2 separate regions of the Homo sapiens genome follow, and region 2 is linked to region 1. A link is an interaction called in ENCODE POLR2A ChIA-PET data of the cell type or tissue named here. Cell type or tissue: PC-3. All regions are shown on one strand. Links, peaks and the distances in the headings refer to the core of each region. The heading gives the core; the rest is flanking DNA. Region 1 overlaps TXLNA (taxilin alpha). Region 2 overlaps KPNA6 (karyopherin subunit alpha 6).

Region 1 (5,376 bases), core at 64-5,063:
TTCCAACCTCACGTCGTTTCTCTCCCAGTGAGTCAGACCTTGGTAAGCACATGGTTTATGGATGGAATCTGCTCCCAAGAAGGCAAGCAATAAACACACTCAAATCTCTGACCCCAGGATTGATCACCTATGGGGCTGGAAGCCCTCACTTCTGTGTCCCTGATTCTCTTGTAAATGGGAAGAATGGGCAAAAACAATGCCTCTAAGAACATAACAGCCTAGCTCAGTTGGCAAAGACTTGCCATATCTAGGCAAAGACTAGACATGTGCATCCCCAAGGAATGGCTGTCCTGCCTACTAGAGGAGCGCTGCAGACCTGTGTCAGGTGAGAGAGAAGGGATGGAGAGAAGGTGAAGGACTCAGGTGCTACTTCAAAGGTAAAATCAACTGGACTTGCTGAAATAAGGGAAAATAACTCCATTTTTTTGGATGGGGAAGGGAAGGTGCCTAGCAGGTAAGTCCAGTTTGGGTATGATGAGGGTGCCTGTGTCTGTCTGGGGAGGGCTGTAAATGCAAAGCAGCAGGGCCTGGTAGTCCTGCACCTCCTTCTCCACAGGTAGTACTAAGTCCTTTTTTGCCTTGGCGGGGAGAGAAAACGGGGGTATTCAGATTCTTGAAGTTCGTGTCTCACTGTAGTGGCCCAGGAAGCCTCTATGTCTCAGCGCTGAGGGATAAGAACCAAACCAACTCCCCTCAAACCAAACAAGCAGCTTTGTTCCCAGAGGATGAAGTATGGCAAGGAAAGGGGTGGGTCAGGGGAGCGCCCTCTAGGTCCTGCACACACGATCATCACTTTGGCCTATGAACCTAAGAGGGCAGATCTTCCCGGTCTCACCCACTGCCACACCCCAGGGGCTAGGAAAGGGCCTAATCCAGAGCAGGTCCTCTGCCAGCCCTGTAAGGGGGCTGCAGGTCTCCCTTCTCATGATGAGAACGCGCCCAGAACAGCCAGGTGACTGGCAGGGAAGATCCAAAGATTCAAGTGCCTGGGGTGGCAGCCAACGCAGTGACAAAGGGAGTGACATCCTGCTTTTTTTTTTTTTTTTTTTTGAGATGGAGTCTCGGTATATCACCCAGGCTAGAGTGCAGTAGCACAATCTTGGCTCATTGCAACCTCTGCCTCCTGGGTTCAAGCAATTCTCCTGCCTCAGCCTCCTGAGTAGCTGGGACTACAGCCGTGCACCACCACACCTGGCTAATTTTTTGTATTTTTAGTAGAGACAGGGTTTCACCATGTTGGCCAGGCTGGTCTTGAACTCCTGACCTCAGGTGATCCGCCCGCTTTGGCCTCCCAAAGTGTTGGGATTACAGGCATGAGCCACCACGCCCAGCCTGATAAATTCTGCCTTTTGAGTGGCAGGAGCAGCAAGGAATCAGTGGACACAGTCTCTGGAGTCCATCACTGATCACAGGTACACCCCTCCCCTGCAATTCCAAATTCTACAAAGTTCTGAAAATGGAAATTGTCATAAGCTGGCAGCCAGACTTGACCTGCATCATTGTAAGCCCATAATGTAGGTGAGTATTTGGAAGTTCTACTGCATAAATACATTAATGTGTCTGGCTTCCCCAAGGCCCTGCTGAGGGTGCTATATAACACACAGTCCATACATGTACCTCCATTCTAAAATGTGGATAGTTCTAATTCCAAAAGATGCCTGGCCCAGTCATTTGGGACAAGGCACTGTGGACCTGGGGCTGTGTGGCTGTAAGTGAGTCTCTTCTCCACACCTGTTTTTTATCTATGAGGAATAACATTACTCTCCTCCCAAGGAGGAGGAGGAGGAAGAAAGGGAGAATGGGATGAAGCCTGAAAAGGTACTGTCCCAGTGCCTAGCACACACTCAAAACCTCACAATTTCTGGGCCATGACTGCTGTCCGTGATACCCTTACCTCCTCGCGCAGCTCATACTGCTCAATCAGCTTCTTGAGCCTCTCAGCCAGCTCCATGTTCTCTTGGCGCAGCTTGGAGTTGCGCTCATTGTGCTGTTCCATCTGCAGCTGAATGTCATTCAGTGTCACCTGGAAGTGCGAGGTCACCTCCTTGCGCTTCTCCTCCTCCTCCCGGGCCCGCTGCACACCTTCTTCCTGGGCAAAGAAGTCAGCCCGAGAGCCATCATCCACTGCTACCTCACAAGGGTCCCCCAGCTAGTCCACAGATGGTCTCTGCCAACAGCCCTCCCTGCTCCCAAAGCGTGGAGTAGCCAGACTCCAGGATGTTGTGCAATGCGGGTTCCAATGGGCCCCTCTGTATATCAGGTGACATCAAGTGAGATTCTCCCCCTAGAAAAATGCAGGCACATGGCAGGCGCGGTGGCTCACGCCTGTAATCCCAGCACTTTGGGAGGCTGAGGTGGGCGGATCACGAGGTCAGGAGTTTGAGACCAGCCTGGCCAATATGGTGAAACCCCGTTTCTACTAAAATACAAAAATTAGCCGGCGTGATGGTGTGCACCTGTGGTCCCAGCTGCTTGGGAGGCTGAGGCAGAGGAGTCATTTGAACCTGGGAGGCGGAGGTTGTGGTGAGCTATGATCGCGCCACTGCACTCCAGCCTGGGCGATGGGCCACAGAGCAAGACTCCGTCCCCAAAAAAAAAAAAAGGAAGAAAAAATGCAGGCACACATGCACACATGTAAGTGCTAAGTGCCATTCTGAAGCAAGTCGGATCTCCTAAGGCCTATTCTTCCAGATTTCAGATTAATGTGCATTTGTCCCCTCTGTACCCCCAGAGACCAAGCTGTTAAAATTTAGTAACACCCAGGGTTTGCAAAGTTGTGCAGAATTAGGCACTCAACACTTTTGATGGGGAAGGCACACTGCCCCCTCACTGGAAGGCAATCCAGCAAAATCTATTAAAATGAAAAATCTGCATATACTGTGACCTAGCCATTTCAATTCCATGACTTATCCTACAGATAAGTTCTATATAACTGACCAGTGATAAATATAACAAGAATTTTCACTATAGTTCTATATGTAATAATGAAAAATTGTAAACAACCCCCAAAATGCTTTAACTAGGGCACTGATATAATATATCCATATAATGAGAAGATAGCCCTACACATACTGATAGGGAAAAATGTTATGTAAAGTGAAAAAAAGGCACAGGATATGAAATGGTACATGTATAATAATTTCATTCTAAAAACTACATGTAAGATTTTACATATAAAAAAGAAAGTTAAAAGGCTGTATTTAAACTTGGTGTAACCACAGACTGACCTCACCATAGAAGCAGCAGAACATGGGAAGGACCCAGGTTCCTGACTGACCAACGTCTGGGACAAGAGCTGCTTGTCAGAGCCAGGCCTCCGCTTACCAGGGGACTGTCATTTCATTGAGAAATACTAACGCCAGTGCATTATGGATTCTCTTAGTACTTTATCCTTCACCTTATCTAATACATGTCAAATGATTACAAGCAGTACTCTCTTAACGTAAGGCATTATTGAGAAAGTGTATTTCTATGCCACAAGCCTGCACTACTTTTTTTTTTTTTTGGACACTGAGTCTCACTCTGTTGCCCAGGCTGTAATGCAGTGATGCAATCTCGGCTCACTGCAACCTCAGCCTCCCAGGTGCAAGCAATTCTCATGCCTGAGCCACCTGAGTAGCTGGGATTATAGGCATTTGCCAGCACACTCGGCTAATTTTTGTATTTTTAGTAGAATGGGGTTTCACTGCGTTGACCAGGTTGGTCTCAAACTCCTGGCCTCAAGTGATCCATCCACCTCAGCCTCCCAAAGTGTTGGGATTACAGGTGTGAGCCACCACACCCAGCCTTGCTTTTTTACACTGATTTCATGTTGAAATTGTAATGTTTTGGATATTGGGTTAAGTATATTACTAAAATTAATTTCTGTTTTTTAGTGGCCAGAAGATTTTTAATCACTTATGTGTGCCACTGCGCCTGGCCCTAGCCTGCACTACTTTTTAAGAGGAAAGCCCATGAAAGAAACATTAAGTGGAAGTCAAGGAAACCAGAGTCACCTGTTCCAGGGGGCCCAGGCCTACCTTGAGGGAGCGGTTGTGCCGCTGCAGCTCACGGCATAGGCTCTCAAGCTTGCTGCGGGCCAGGACGGCCTTGCTGTGCTCACCGCGCAGGTGGTCCTTCTCTTGCACCAGCTGGCTCTGCTTTTTCTGTAGGAGCTTCATCTGCTTCTGTGAATTCCGGTGCTCCTCCAGCTGGGGACAGGGATAGGGAGGGCAGGTGAGCATCTTGTGGGGCCTTCCTGGTGGGGGGATCACTATGCAGGTCTAGGGTCTCCTGAGCTGCCCTGACCCTTACCCTCTCAGGCCAGGAGCACTCTCATGGGCTGATGCTGTGCCGGTGCTTACACGCTCCTCCCATGAACTCACAATAACCCCAAAGGCTCCACCGTAGGGACAGAGAAATGGTAACTCACTAGGGCAAGCAGGGGCCACACAGCCAGCAGATGCCAATTCCTATTCCAGCTCTGACTCTGGGCCACTAGAGCCACTTCAAGCTGTTGCATTTCCCCAACTTGCTGGACACTCATGCCCGAGGATGAGACCACCTGCTACCGTACCTTGTGCCTATTAACAGACAGACCCCCATCGCTCCCTCGCATTCCTTCAAAACGTTAGCGCTGCGTTCATCAGCGCTCTCCCCAACACAATTACTTTTCTCATTTGTGGCCACTTCAGTATCAACAGATAATCCTTCTAACTCCCTGGCCTCACAGTCCATCACCTCTTCCACAAACCCACTCCTTTCCCCAGCTCAGTTCCCCTCCCATGACCCTATCCAGGCCTGTACAACAGAAATATAATGCAAACCACATAAGTAATTAAAAATATTCTACTGGCCGCACTAAAAAAGTAAAAAACAGGTGAAATTAATTTTAGTAATATATGTATTTAACCTAATATCCAAAACATTACAATTTCAACACGGAATCAATGTAAAAAAGTGAGGCCGGGAGTGGTGGCTCATGCCTGTAATCCCAGCACTTTGGGAGGCTGAGGCAGGCAGATCACTTGAGGTCAGGAGTTCAAGACCAGCCTGGCCAACATGGTGAAACCGTTTCTACTAAAAAAAAAATACAAAAAAGTAGCCAGTTTGGTGGCATGCGCCTGTAATCTCAGTTACTCAGGAGGCTGTGAGGCAGGAGAATCGTTTGAACCTGGAAGCAGGACATCACGCCACTGCACTCCAGCCTGGGTGACTGAGACACTCTCTCACAAAAAGATGTTTTATATTCTTTGTTTTTGCTTAAGTCTTCAAAAGCTGATGTGTATCTTACATTTATAGCATGTTCAAATTCAAACTGGCCACATGTCAATTAGCTAGAGACGAATTTATCTTGGACAGCGCAGATCTAGACTTTGTCACTACCAGAGAGCACAC
Region 2 (5,376 bases), core at 96-5,095, 56 kb after region 1:
ACTAGTCTGGGCAAAATAATTAGACCCTGCCTCTAAAAAAAAAAAAAAAAATGGCCAAGCATGGTGGCTCACACCTGTGATTCTAGCAATTTGGGAGGCTGAAGTGGGTGGATCACTTGAGGTCAGGAGTTCAAGACCAATCTGGGCAACATAATTAGACCCTGCCTCTAAAAAAAAAAAAAAAAATGGCCAAGCATGGTGGCTCACGCCTGTAATTCTAGCAATTTGGGAGGCCGAAGTAGGCAGATCACTTGAGGTCAGGAGTTTGAGACCAGCCTGGCCAACATGCCAAAACCCTGTCTCTACTAAAAATAAATTGGCCAGGCGCGGTGGCTCACACATGTAATCCCAGAACTTTGGGAGGCTGAGGGGGACAGATCACCTGAGGTCGGGAGTTCAAGACCAGGCTGACCAACACGGAGAAACCCCACCTCTACTAAAAATACAAAATTAGCCAGGCCTGGTGGTGCATGCCTGTAATCCCAGCTACTTGGGAGGCTGAAGCAGGAGAATCACTTGAACCCGCGAGGTGGAGGTTGCGGTGAGCTGAGATTGCGCCACTGCACTCCAGCCTGGGTGACAAGAGTGAAACTCTGTCTGTAAATAAATAAATAAGCCAGGAGTGGTAGCACGTGCCTGTAGTCCCAGCTACTCAGGAGGCTGAGGCAGGAAAATTGCTCGAACCTGGAAAGCAGAGGTTGTGGTGAGCTGAGATTGTGCCACTGCACTCCAGCCTGGGCAATAGAGCAAGACTCCATCTCGAAGGAAAAAAAAAAAAGTAAAAAAAAAATAAATAAAATTAAAAAAAAGAAACCCTATTACTCTTTAGCTGTCACCCCCAATGCTCACCCACCTAAGCTGTAAACAATCACTAAGGTACTTTCTATTTCTTACAGATTTGCCTGCTCTGGACATTTCATTTAAATAGAACCATACAATATGTGGTCTTTGACTGGCTTCTTTCACTTAGCATAATGATTTTGAGGTTCATCCATGTTTTAACATATATCAGTACATTCTTTTTATAGCACTTTTTTTTTTTTTTTTGAGACAGACTCTTGCTCTGTTGCCCAGGTTTGAGTGCAGTGGCATGGTCTCAGCTCACTGCAGCCTTTGCCTCCCGGGTTCTAGCGATTCTCCTGCCTCAGCCTCCCAGGTAGCTGAGATTATAGGCGTGCACCACATCTGGCTAATTTTTGTATTTTGAGTAGAGACGGGGTTTTGTTATGTTGCCCAGGCTGGTCTTGAACTCCTGGGCTCAAGTGATCTTCCTGCCTCAGCCTCCTAAAGTGCTAAGATCATAGGCTAAGTCACTGCAGGTTTAGTGGTAACAACCCCCCTAAGCTTTTGTTTATCTGGAAATATCTTAATTTCTCCCTCATTTTAGAAGGGCAGTTTTGTTAGATATAGAATTTTTTTTTTTTTTTTGAGACGAAGTGTTGTACTGTCACCAAGGCTGGAGCGCAATGGTGCAATCTCGGCTCACTGCAACCTCCGCCTCCTGGGTTCAAGCAATTCTCCTGCCTCGGCCTCCCCAGTAGCTGGGACTACAGGGGCCCACCACCCATTTTTTAAATACAAAAAAAAAAAAATTTTGTATTTTTAGTAGAGACGAGGTTTCACCATGTTGGCCAGGCTGGTCTCGAACTACTGACCTCAGGTGATCCACCCACTTCAGCCTCCCAAAGTGCCGGGATTACAGGCATGAGCCACCACGCCTGGCCTCAAGCAATTCTCTTCCTTCAGCCTCCGCAGTAGCTGGGATTACAGATGCCGGCTGCTGCACCTGGCTAATTTTTGTATTTTTAGTAGAGACGGGGTTTCACCACGTTTGCCAGGCTGGTCTCGAACTCCTGACCTCAAGTGATCCGCCTGCCTCGGCCTCCAAAGTGCTGGGATTACAGGGGTGAGCCACCACGCCCATGCTGCCTGGCCAGATATAGAATTCTTGCTTGACGGTTTTTCTTTCAGCACTTTGCTTTTTTGTTTTGTTTTGTTTTTGAGACAGGTTTTTGCTCTGTCATACAGGCTGGAATGCAGTAGTGCAATCAACTCCCTGCAGCCTAGACCTTGTGAGGCAATCTTCCTACCTCAGCCTCCCACACAGCTGGGACCACAGGCCCATGCCATCATGTCCAAGTAATTTTTTTTTTTTTTTTTTTTTTTTTGTAGAGACTAGGTCTTGTGATGTTGCCTAGGCTGGTTTTGAATTCCTTGGCTCAAGTGATCCTCTGGCCTTGGCCTCTCAAGGTGCTGGATTACAGGTATGAACCACTGCACCTGGCCTCTTTCAGCACTTTGTTATCCTACTGCTTTCTAACCTCCACAATTTTTTTTTTTTAAGACAAGGTCTTGCTCTGTCACCGAGGCTGCAGTGCAGTGGTGCAATCATGGCTCACTGCCGCCTCAACCTCCCAGACTCAAGCAATCCTCTTACCTCAGCCTCCTGAGTAGCTGGGACTACAGGTGTGTACCACCACACCCGGCTAATTTTCGTATTTTTTGTAGAGATGAGGTTTCAACATGTTTTCCAGGCTAGTCTCAAATTCCTGGGCTCAAGTGATCTGCCTGCCTTAGCCTCCCAGAGTGCTGGGATTACAGGTGTGAGACCCCGCACCCAGCCCTGCAACCACTTAAAAAAATACTCTGGGGCCAGGCACCGTGGCTCACATCTGTAATCCCAACACTTTTGGAGGCTGGGGCAGGTGGATCACCGGAGCCCAGGAGTTTGAGACCAGCCTGGGCAACAGAGTGGGACCCCATATGTATATATTTTTTCTTTGAGACGGAGTCTCGCTCTGTCGCCCAGGCTGGAGTGCAGTGGCGCCATCTTGGCTCACTGCAAGCTCCGCCTCCCAGGTTCACGCCATTCTCCTGTCCCAGCCTCCGGAGTAGCTGGGACTACAGGTGCCTGCCACCACGCCCGGCTAATTTTTTGTATTTTTAGTAGAGACGGGGTTTCACCGTGTTAGCCAGGATGGTCTCGATCTCCTGACCTTGTGATCTGCCCGCCTCGGCCTCCCAAAGTGCTGGGATTACAGGCTTGAGCCACCACGCTGGGCTGGGACCCCATATTTTTAAAATAAAATGGCTGCACTGACTGGAAATGGTGGCTCACGCCTGTGTTCCCACTTTGGGAGGTTGAGGCAGGCAGATCACTTGAGCCCAGGAGTTTGAGACCAGTCTGGGCAACATGGCAAAACCCCATTTCTATAAAAAATACAAAAAGCCAGACATGGGGGCATGTGCCTATAGTCCCAGCTACCTGGGAGGTGGGAGGATTGCCTGAGCCCTTGCGGTTGAGGCTGTAGTGAGCTGTGATCACACCACAGCACTCTAGCCTGGGCAACAGAGTGAGATACTGTCTCAAACAAAACAAAACAAAACACTTTAATGCTTTAAAAGACACCACTGGGCCGGGCATGGTGACTCATACCTGTAATCCCCGCACTTTGGGGAGCCAAGGCGGGCAGATCACCTGAGGTCAGGAGTTCAAGACCAGCCTGGACAACATGGTGAAACTCTGTCTCTACTAAAAATACAAATATTAGCCGGGTATGGTGGTGCATACCTGTAATCCCAGCTACTTGGGAGGCTGAGGCAGGAGAATTGCTTCTACCTGGAAAGCGGAGGTTGCAGTGAGCCGAGATTACGCCACTGCACTACAGCCTGGGCAACAGAGCAAGACTCCGTCTCAAAAAAAATAAAAAATAAATAAATAAATAAATATAAAAAATAAAAAGTAAATAAAAGACACCATCAAGAAAGTGAAAATGTATCCTCATTTGTATAGTATCCCTGCCTGTCACACAGGAGACCAGGCTGGATTCCCTGATAGGGAGACAGAAAATTAGAAGAAAAAAAGGTGGGGTGCAGTGGTCAAGCAATCTGCCTGACTTGTCCTCCCAAAGTGCTGGAATTATAGGTGTGGGCCACTGTACCTGGCCAAAAGTTTTAAATTTTAAGTATATATACACATACATATATATATATATACACACGCACACACAACTCCTTTGTTGTGTGTGTATATATATATACACATACATATATGTATATATGTATATATATGTGTGTGTATAGACTTAAGATTTAAATATATATACACATACATATATGTGTGTATGTATGTATGTGGTTGTATGTGTTTTCAGTGTCTTTTTAAATTTTTAAATCTTTTTTTACTTTAAAAAATAAAAGTAGAGACAGGGTCTCACTTTGTTGCCCAGGTTGGTCTTGAACTCCTGGGCTCAAGTGATCTTCCTGCCTTGGCCTCCCAAAGTGTTGGGATTACAGGCATGAGCCACCATGCCCAGCCTTTGGCATCTTATCTAACAAATCATTGCCTACTCCAAAGCCATGAAGATATACCCCTAAGATTTCTTCTTTTTGAGATGAAGTTTCGCTCTTGTCGCCCAGCGGGAGTGCAATGGCGCAATCTCGGCTCACTGCAACCTCCACCTTCCAGGTTCCAGTGATTCTCCTGCCTCGGCCTCCCGAGTAGCTGGGATTACAGACGCCCGCCACCAGGCCTGGCCAATTTCTGTATTTTTAGTAGAGACGGGGTTTCACCATGTTGGCCAGGCTGGTCTCGAATTGCTGACCTCAGGTGATCCATCCGCCTTGGCCTCCCAAAGTGCTGGGATTATGGGTGTGAACCACTGTGCCCGGCCCACTATTTTTTCTTATAGTAATTTTATGGTTTTAGTTCTTACATTTAGGTCTTTGATCCAGTGAGTTAATTTTTTGTGTATGATGTGAGGCAGGGGTCCAAATTAATTCTTCTGCATATGTTTATCTATTCTTTTTAGGCATTATATATAGCAATTAGCACATTAAGATAATAAAAATAAATCAATGATCCACATGAGCCCTTTCTTAATGAACTTCTTTGAGATGCCTGTGACTTTTTTTTTTTCTTTGAGATAGAGTCTCACTCTGTCGCCCAGGCTGGAGTGCAGTGGTGCCATCTTGGGGTTCAAGTGATTCACCCACCTCAGCCTCCTAAGCAGCTGGGACTACAGGCATGCACCACCATGCCCAGCTAATTTTTGTATTTTTAGTAGAGACAGGGTTTCACCATGTTGGCCAGGGCAGTCTCAAACTCCTGACCTCAAGTGATTTGCCCGTCTCGGCCTCCCAAAGTGCTGGGATTACAGGCATGAGACCCTGCGTCTGGCCTGAGATGCCTTCAATGTTAATGACTTTTGTGATTAAATCAACTTATCAAACCAACTGACTTGCAGTATACAAGTTCCTTTCCTGTGTCAAGTTACTTATTTTCCATGACCTGCTGGGAGAGGACCTCTGTAAGGCACCAAGGCAGGCAATGATCACAATGCTTTGCCAAGAAAGTCACATTTGTGTCCTCTCTAC

Evidence for each region. Peaks named below come from ENCODE experiments on the same cell type or tissue, not always from the same donor. Only the 100,000 strongest peaks of a DNase experiment are listed, where the experiment ranks them.
Region 2: POLR2A ChIA-PET joins it to region 1 with 10 read pairs; 22 of 35 experiments call an interaction of 5 or more read pairs at or near these places.

Annotation. Positions count from the first base shown.
Region 1 is chr1:32,186,768-32,192,143 of GRCh38, reverse strand. It overlaps TXLNA (taxilin alpha), which reads right to left. Exons shown (of 11, transcript NM_175852.4): 5 at 4,020-4,190; 6 at 1,895-2,089. Among named protein-coding and RNA genes, the nearest start is that of TXLNA, 9.8 kb to the right of the region's middle. In PC-3, for the core only: no CTCF peak of the experiment used is centred there; no DNase peak of the experiment used is centred there.
Region 2 is chr1:32,130,309-32,135,684 of GRCh38, reverse strand. All of the region lies in intron 1 of KPNA6 (karyopherin subunit alpha 6), which reads right to left. Among named protein-coding and RNA genes, the nearest start is that of KPNA6, 25 kb to the right of the region's middle. In PC-3, for the core only: no CTCF peak of the experiment used is centred there; a DNase peak (open chromatin) is centred at 2,074; H3K27ac peaks cover 535 bases.